Regions from separate parts of the Homo sapiens genome. Here region 1 is linked to region 2. The links are chromatin contacts, found by Hi-C or POLR2A ChIA-PET in ENCODE. All regions are on one chromosome and are shown on one strand. The core of a region is the stretch at or near the end of the contact, and the rest is flanking DNA. Distances in the headings are between cores, read along the strand shown.

Region 1 (4,300 bases), core at 853-3,352, 180 kb before region 2:
TATGAATTTTTAAGAGACATCCGCTTCCCATAAAGGATTCTCAAGATTGTAGGGGTATCATTACAATGGGTGGGATTGAGAATGGTGTGTCAATTTCAAAAATGGATTTTAAAAAAAATCTTGACGTTGGAAGAGGTGCAAAGAATAGATGTTTTATAATTGTTTGCTCTACCTTTTTTCCTGAATATCAGCATTGGGACATTCAGTTGGAGTGGAGTGGGTGGAGAGGAAGGAAGTGACAGATGTGCTACATCCACACGTTAAAGAAACTTACAGTGTCTGAGCAGCAGCAGAATCTAGAAAGCACAAGAATCCAAAACCTCAAAACTTCCCCAGCCTGAGGATATTATAGTTCTGTGTGGTTCTGTGGAAAAATGTAGTTGCGTTCCATCACCGGATATAATGTAACAGTAGTAGTCATGGTAGCAGCTAACATTTATGTGCAAGATGCTATGCTAAGTATCTCAGATTATTATCTTTTTCAGTCTTCACTAGAACTCTATAAAGTGGGCACCCTGAAAAAGAACTGTTTGTTTTTTAAATAACAGAAGTTTTTTCTCTAACAAGTGGAGTAGATTTAGGTCATCACATAAATGGAGTCTTTTATATTACTTTGCCAGAGAAATACATCCGTTCATGCCTTTCTTCACTGGCTTTATCAGAGTAACAGGGAGTTTAGTTCCATAAAAAGTCAACAAAGAAATCCAGAGGGCTGACCTACCAGTAAGATCAGAGATTATTAACTAGTACTATGAGGGCTGATTCTGGTCTTCAGGTGGGTTTTGTTTCACCAGGATCATTTTTGAAAGAACTGAATTGGGACGCCTTGCAGAGAGGCATGTGCTGTCTAACTGGGCCTAGTTCTCCACTCCCTAGGGAGTTAATAGTCAGCAGCATTTACACATTCTTGTGACCTGTCTGGCCTTGTAGGTATTTAGGTCCTGACTGCCGATACTTGCACTTTCTGTATAACTTGAAGTGCATCTCAGTACTTGGGTCAGCCCATATCTCTTCATTGACCCAGTTGATTTTATGTCATTCAGTGTCCAGCTGTATTAACACTTTAGCTGCCTATAAGAGACTGTAGGTGGTTGAGCTGAGTGTGAGAGTATAACTTCCCTAAGTGCTCATTTGAAAACTTTATTTCTGTGTAAAGATCACTCCGGAGGGCTAGATTATATGTCCCTGTCAACTTTCTACTGCAGAGCCATGGCTCAAATTATTCAGATTTCCTCTCTTTATTGCTCACAATATCTGTCTCATCTCTGATTACCCATAAAAGGTTCATGCATAGAAAGAGTACCAAGCGTCTTATAGGCCAATAAAGACATCATTCAAATCTTAAACAAACACAGCCTATTTGAGAAAGAGCCCTTTGCCTTATATCAAGACAGACCAGAATGATAGAGTTTTATATCTAAATATGAGACCCCACATATCAATAAATCACAGAGACCAGTTGCTTTGTTTTACAGATGAAGAAACTGAGAAACAGACAGATAAAGGGACTCTGCCCATAGTCACACAGCTGTTTAGTGACAAGCCTGGCTCTTAAGGTGGTTCTGGAATGGTTTTAGGTGAACCAAGCATGCTGACATGGGAGAGCCCATAGATAGGATTTATTTAAACGTTCAAAAAGTCTTTGCCAATCCTCCCCTCCCCTCCCCTTAGCTGTAACAGCTAAGACACACTGTGGAATTGGAAGGGATGAGTTTTGTCAAAGAGAAGGAAGTAGTTCAGACAGAAGAAACAAAGGGTAGAGGGAAACAGGCACTTCTTTGAGTGAGTCCTTTAAATAGCGAGCATTATGTAGAGAGTGGAACTAAAATGGGTTTTATTTAACGTCTTTATCAGTGATCTCCAGCCCTGGGCACATAGTGAAAGTGCCAAGCTTTCAGATGACACTGAGTCCTTTAGAAGGGTGGAAAATTGAGACATTGCAAGTAAACAGTAGAAAGGTGTCAGCAGGTGTCAAGTTACCAGGTGTGACTCAAATAATGATACTGCTTTCTGGTGTACTTTGTAAAAGCAGAGGAGGCGTAATCATAGCGGGACATGTTGCAACATGTTTCGGTTTACAGCCTCCTAACTCTCAAGGTCAGCTCGTCAATCTTGTGCTTGCAGCTGGGGAGAGTGAGTAGACATTTCGCCTGACGTTTGCTGCCAGCATAAAAATGAGTTACCGTTATTCAGAGCAAATCCCAGCAACTTTGACGTAAGTTTAACTGAAATGCGAGTTAGACACATGGTCCTTTAGTAGAAAATCACAGAGATGAAGCAATGTTGGAAGCAAATGCTTTTGACCAGCATAAATGTTTTGAAGAAGGTAGAAAAGATAGATGTTTATGACAGTGACTAATGTGAGAAACCCATAGGTCTAACTAAGGAAAACATGAAAAAGGTCGGTAATTTGGATCCTTGAAATAAAATGGCCAACTGTGAAAAGATAGCTACTGATGAGGATACTGATGGAAAATTTGAAGCAAGTTATGTATCTGCTAGAGCTCTGTATGTTTTGAATGATTGTTGGAATCAGCAAAGAACTAGTATTTTTTGGTTTAATCTTCAAGGAAAATAATAGCTGGAAATAAAACAATAAAAAAAACACTACAAAGGAGAACATACATTAATGTGGGAAGTAGGGGGAAAAAAAGGAAAAAGAAGGAGAACAGACTTGAAGACCTCACTCTCTGGTGTTTGTTTCTTGGTCAGGCTCTGTAAACTCCCCAAAATTAAGTTCTTGTGTTTAGAATCAGGAGATGATGCTAGCATAGCTATTGTAAGGATGAGTTCAGAAAGCATTTGCCATTGTGCTTAGCATATAGTAGGTCTTCAAATAATATTTGTTTTTTTTAAATGAAAAGATATACTAGAAGGTAGCAGGAAACTGCTGCATCCCTCAGAGAGCTGTGCTGGTATCAGTCACCTGGCAGAAGATTCTCTGTGACCCACACTAACCAGAAACATAGGGGAAGAACATTCTGGGAAATGGAGTGCAGCCTAGTCAGGTTGAGACATTACAATGCCACTGTGAGGCTTCGTACATTATTAATGATTAGTAAAACCCAAATCACTGTAAACCATACCCTACTAGAAACTCTACTGAGTACAAATTTTGTACTGACTGGCGATTTCCAAAATTCAGAATTACTCCCTCAAAACAAATGATTTGATATTATTGAAGATAACTTCAAATTTGTCCCTAATTCCCTCAGGCAATTCCCAAAAGTGGAATTGCAAACAATAATTTAAGCAAACATTTTGTGTTATTATCATAGACATGTATTCCCAGGGAGGTTCCCCACCCTCATTCCAGTCCCATATGAGGGAGCAGATCTGCTGCAGAGGACGCGGCCTGGTGCTTTGTCCTGTGCCGAGTGTAGGAAGGCTAAGGTTATCAGGCCCGAGCAAGGAGACAGGATAAAGCGGGCCTTGCCTCACAGCTTCCCAGATGGTCAGAGCAGCTGTTCAGAACAGGGAAGCCAGGTTGGCTGCCACAGGACGGGCCAGGCTGACCCAATGGTAATCTCACAGTACTTGTAACTTGAAGAGACTGTAGTCTGAAAAGATAAACAGATTCCAGTGAAAGATTATTTAAAGAGATGATAGACTCCTGATGAGTGACAGTTATTTAAAAAATAAAAATAAGACATTGGGAGCCTGTTGGTTCTTTGAGTGTGGTCTTCACACTACGTGCATCAGTATTGCCTATGGCATTTTAAAAAATATGTAGGTTATTGTACCCCAGTCCTGACTCCCTGAATCAAAATCTGTTTTTGATCATTGCCATGGGTGATTCTTATCATTTAAGTTTGGTTAAATGGAAGACAACTGTATCCTGATGTCTTTTCAGCTGTAGCTGGTCTTTTCTGTTAGTAGATGGATGTTGGAGAATCTCAGGGGGGATTTTGGGGAACTGGGAAGGAATTAAAGAGTTGCAAAGCTTAAAACATTTGGTTCAGGCTGAGGAATTTAGAGAATAGATGGCGTGGTCTTATTTAGTAGAAAAATTGTGGGCGTCTTCCTGGGGATCCTAGAAGGAACAGAATGGAGAATCCAAGGTTCTTCTGTAGCAATTTTGTACAGTTTGATTGTATTTCCTCTCTTTCAGAATATTTTAGCCTTCTAGGTAGTTCAACTTCTGTAATGCACAATAGATTATGCATAATATAATGAGTAATACATCTCCTAAATAGGTTTAGGGGATATATTAAATACTATTTATTGCATAAGAATTTAGCCTTTTGTGCATCCTTTATTTATTATTAAATTTATTATTCCTATAAGAATAATAAAAACT
Region 2 (4,652 bases), core at 1,334-3,833:
GTGTTAAGCCCTAGGTTCCCAGGAGCAGACACTGAGAGGTTTAAATGCATGGGATGTATCCCTGAGGTGGTTCCAGGAGGGACCTGTAATGGATTGGGGAAGGTAAGACAGGGAAAGGAGGCTGCCAAGCAAGGCTCTGTCTCAGGCCAGGGTCCCTCAGAGGGTAGCTTCAGCCTGGTCCCATAGCATGACTCTAGGGTGCAGGCTAGGAAAGGGAAACTGGCGCTCATCCTGCTGCACAGTCATTGGTTGACAACCTCCAAGGATGGCACAGAAGGTGTATATGTGTGATCTGTGGAGGAATGTGTCAGGTGCACACCGAGAGGAGTGCAACAGAAACACCTACTTTATCTGCTACAGGTAGACACTATCGCTGCCCCACCATGTGACAGCCAGGCCACTGAGTCTTGCCCAAGATCTCAAAGCTTGTAAGTGGAAGAACTGGGATTTGAAAGCCTGCCGTTTGGTTCCAAAAGCCATGTGCTTTTAACCACTATGCTATTTTGGATAAGATCTGATCTTTACCATGTGCTATGGTATTATCAATAAATTTCTACAATTTTCTCAATGGACTATGTAACATAAACTATTTTGATTTTATTGGATTTTTAAAAACGCTGAAAGTATATCTGCGATGAAATCCATTAATACTTTGTTGAACTAAGCTTCAGATACCCAAGCCCCTAAGCCTAAGGTAAGTTCAGAGAACAGACAAAATATTAGACAATGGTATACTTTGAAAAATGTAGTACTCCCAACCCTCTCTGACAGAATGTGCCCAGTTCCTATAGAATTATGTAAAAAGTGATTCCATAAGTCTTTTTTAATGAGACATATTTATACAGAGCCTATTTTTACATTAAGATGACAGTTTAGAATGCCGCGTTGATTCTCTATATATGCATCATCCTCTTAAACCTCACCCCCACGGTTTTTTTAGTTTTGGTGTAATGCAATATCTGATTTCTGAAAGTTTTAAAAATTTCTTTGTTTTAACTTTAGAAGAGTTTGCTTTATTTTCACTAAAAGAATTCTCTTTATTTTTCTGTTCTAAAAACAGGAGTATGTATAATACTTGTCTATCGCTTTTGCTTGATAAAAAGAGGGAAGGTCTGTGCATAGCCGTGGGTGACTAATTTCGTAACCTCTTCCAGATTCTTAGATTGGCGGTGCTGGACAGCAAGTGACCAGAAGAGAAACAAGTGGTAACCCAACCTGCATGAAGAAAATTCAGTAGAACCTTGCTGGTGTAGAGAAGATGGCACAAAGAAGAGTGAGAACACTTTTATGAAAGGCTTAGGAAATGTTGAAGTTTTCCAGTTTTCTTCCTATGTGAAGGAACATAGTGAAGGGGGAAAGGCCCCTTTTTTGCACATACCTGTGGAGGGTAACGCTGTGTGGGTGCATTTAGCCCTAATCTCTGCCGTGGATCAGGATCGTTGGTTGTGGAGGAGGAAGAAGAGAGGGAAAGGCTTGAATACTTACAAAAGATTTTGAGAGCCTAAATGATGAAAGCTAGCAGTTCTACAGTGTTTACTAAGTGCAAGAAACTGTTGTAAGAGTTTTGCATATATTAACTCCTTTGATTCGATTCTAATGACCCTATGAGGTAGGTGCTATTATTATCATCTCCATTTCACAGAGAAGGAAATTGAGACACAGAGAGATTAAATAACTTGACCAAGATCACACAGCTATAATAGTCAATTGTGGAGCTGGGATTCAAGCTCTGGTGTCTGCTTTCAGATTCATACCCTTACCCATTACCCTGTACTACCCATCTGGAATGTGGAGAACGTGCTGATAACATTGCTAATAATCATCTGTCGTTTATTTCTGACTACTCTCCAATTTTTTTAAGAGACCTGTATCTAACCTTTGGTGATAACTAAACTATAGGAGAAAACTTGAGTTCTGATAGTAAGAAACATTTACAAAATGGTCTGAAAGTTGATTTGAAGTCGAAAACCCTTATATGTGTTTGTAAATTCTAGAGAAGAAGTGGCAGCCAGGCAGATGAGCTCTCTGTTCTGTGCAGAGCTGATGGTACTCCCTGCCCTGGGGAGCCGGCACTGGCAGCGATTACATCACTAAGTCACCCTCCATACTCAGCTGCTTGCTAAGAATTAAATTGCTGGCACCAGATCTGGTGAGCCTCATGTTACCATGGCTTGTTTGTGGAGAGCACATTAGTGTGATATGTTCAGTCTTCAGAAACAGTTAAACATCAGCTTTATTACCAAAAAGATAGTGTATGCTGGTATTACTCCTGGTTATTCGGTTCAGCTCCTCAAGTGAACAGTCCCACACCTATTTAGCCCATTGAGTCAAGCTGACCTCCTTTCCCGGTTACGGGTTTGTGGACAGGAGTGACAGGCGGGTTCACTTGCAAGGGAGCCAGAGAGCCGCTCGTGCCTCTGCTGCCCTCTAGAGGCGTGTCAGGCCAAGGCCGCTCATCTCTGAGCCTTGCCGGCGGATTGCACCACCAGTCCACCTTTTGTCTCCCTTTTGAATCTCCACTGAACACCATTTGTCAAAAGGGTTGAGGCAAAACCACTCTGAGCTTCCAAAACAATAATAAGACTTAATTAGAATTCCAAGCTAAGCCATTGAGAGTTGCTGTTTATATTGGGGAAGATGTAACACTTCAGTCCTGTGTTTTTCAGCCCCTACATCTCAACCATCAAAGGGAAATGAGTCAAGGTTGTTTTAAAACTATAAATAGAGCTAACACTTACAAAGCAATTGCCACATGCCAGGTACTATTCTAAGCGCCTCGCATATGATGACCTATTTAATGAGGTGGGTGGTATGAGCATCTCTATCTTATAAATAGGGGAACTGAGGCAAGGGACTGTAAGTATTTCTCACAGTTCATGGGTGGTGGAACTGGCTTTGAAGCCCGGTAGTTCTGGCTCCATGAACTTGGCTTATAATCACTTTACTGTACGGCCTCTTTTATAGCTATCGAGGCATGCATTGCAAGTCCAATTTTTAGGTAAAGGTTTTGTTAAAAATCTTTAACCTTAATCTTGTAATGAGGAAACAATTGGCCCAGACCCTTTAAAAATGTCAATGACGTAATAAATAAAGAAGGAGAAGGAGGAGGAGGAAGGGGAGAAGTATTTTAGAGCTATGACAACTAAATATAATTCATTGTCCATGGTTAGACCCTGGATATAAAGAGACAAAACTACAAACAATATTATTGGGAAATTAGGAAAATATGAATATGGGCTATATTTTGGATAATCATATTAATGTTGCATTTCTTGAGTATGACCTCTTATTGCTGTTATATAGCAGTATGTCCTTGTTCTTAAGTGATACTTGAACTATTTAGGGGTAAAATATCATGATATCAGCAAATTACTATCAGACAATTCAGGAAAAAAATATACCTGAGAAAGAAAGAGAAAGCAAATGTGGCAAAATGTAAAATAATTAGGAAACTAGGTAAAGGGTATATGGTGTTCATTATGCTATTTTTAAAACTTTTTTCTAGGTTTGACATTTTTAGCATAAAAAGTAGAGGCAAAATAATTACTTATTTCAGAATAAGAGGTAGCCATGGCTACACCCAAGGTATCTGCCTGGACACCACAAGTGGTACAAATAAGCAAAGTGTGTTAGTTGGGAATCCACAGGCAAGCTTTGAAATCTGTAGACATATGTTATATGAAAGTGTATGAGATATTACATCTTATTTATTCATGTTTTTCCATTAGTACTAGGAATTACATGCATCATTATGTATTTTCAAAAAAGATCAAGTTTCCATCCAATAGAAAATAAATAGTGCAAATTACAAAGTCTTGTATGAAACTAAATAAGGTCTAATTGTAGTCTTGGGATTATTCTGTTTTTATCATCAACAAATAAGGCATTTGTAGGAGAGTGCCTGCCCTATTTATTCAGCACTGTGTTCCAGGTACTGATTTAGTGCTGGGGATACACCAGTGAGCAAACCAAGATCTCTGAACTCATGGTGCTCGCCTTCTGATGGGACAGAGAGACAAATATTATAGCTCAGTAAACTGCAGAGAATGTTAGAAAGTGATTATTGCCAAAGAAAAGTAGAAAAATAGAGCAGCATAGTGGGAAATTGGGACAGGCAGTTGCAGAGAAGAGGGTTTCAGTTTTAAAGAGGATCCCCAGGGTAGGTTTCATCAAATATGACCTCATGGCACCTGGAAGGAAAGTAGAAGAGAACAGAGAAGAACAACCCTAAGGTGACAGCATGCCCAGAGTATGGCTAGAGCTGAGTGAGCAAGGGGGAAAGAGGAGAAGGATATGAAGTCAGAGAGGAAATAGAGGATGAGTTCACAAAGGTCACCATGAAGGCTTTGGTTTTCATGCTGAGTAAAATAGGAAGCCACTGGATGATTTTGAGCAGAGGAGTGAGGTGATCTGACTTAACACTTAAAAGGATCAATCTCGTAGGGGGACAAAGGTGGAAGCAACATCTCCCGTTAGGAGCCTATTGCAACAATCCAAGCAAGAGAGGAGAGTGACTCAGCACAGGCTGGTAGAATTGGTGGTGGAGAGATGTGATCAGATTCTGGATATTTTGTTGGTAGAGCCAACAGGAAGGATTTGCTGATAAATTAGATGTGATGTTTGAGAGAAAAAGACAAGGGTGACTCAATATT

What was found. A loop is a pair of places that touch in the nucleus more often than their neighbours do. ChIA-PET counts read pairs that join two places held with the same protein, here RNA polymerase II (POLR2A). Pooled maps may share reads with other maps.
Region 1: a loop to region 2 is called in a map of gastrocnemius medialis, with 4 times the contacts of the local background. The contact joins two enhancer-like sites. A Hi-C loop is called at or near these places in 1 of 168 maps with a recorded cell type or tissue (gastrocnemius medialis), 3 of 37 single-sample maps with no recorded cell type and 6 of 50 pooled maps. POLR2A ChIA-PET finds 5 or more read pairs at or near these places in 3 of 52 experiments (activated CD4-positive, alpha-beta T cell and activated T-cell).

The regions. Positions count from the first base shown.
Region 1 is chr1:214,437,398-214,441,697 of GRCh38, reverse strand. All of the region lies in intron 3 of PTPN14 (protein tyrosine phosphatase non-receptor type 14), which reads left to right. Among named protein-coding and RNA genes, the nearest start is that of PTPN14, 110 kb to the left of the region's middle. RefSeq lists enhancers at 1,925-2,264, 1,579-2,550. Within about 2 kb of position 2,102, at least 17 of the 41 ENCODE cell types and tissues checked have a DNase peak (open chromatin) inside an H3K27ac peak, as active enhancers do; they include gastrocnemius medialis, where a contact is called at or near this core.
Region 2 is chr1:214,259,467-214,264,118 of GRCh38, reverse strand. It overlaps LOC124904509 (a long non-coding RNA gene), which reads left to right. Exons shown (of 2, transcript XR_007066876.1): 2 at 1,155-4,652. Among named protein-coding and RNA genes, the nearest start is that of SMYD2, 19 kb to the left of the region's middle. RefSeq lists a silencer at 2,453-2,502 and an enhancer at 4,212-4,281. Within about 2 kb of position 2,583, at least 6 of the 41 ENCODE cell types and tissues checked have a DNase peak (open chromatin) inside an H3K27ac peak, as active enhancers do; they include gastrocnemius medialis, where a contact is called at or near this core.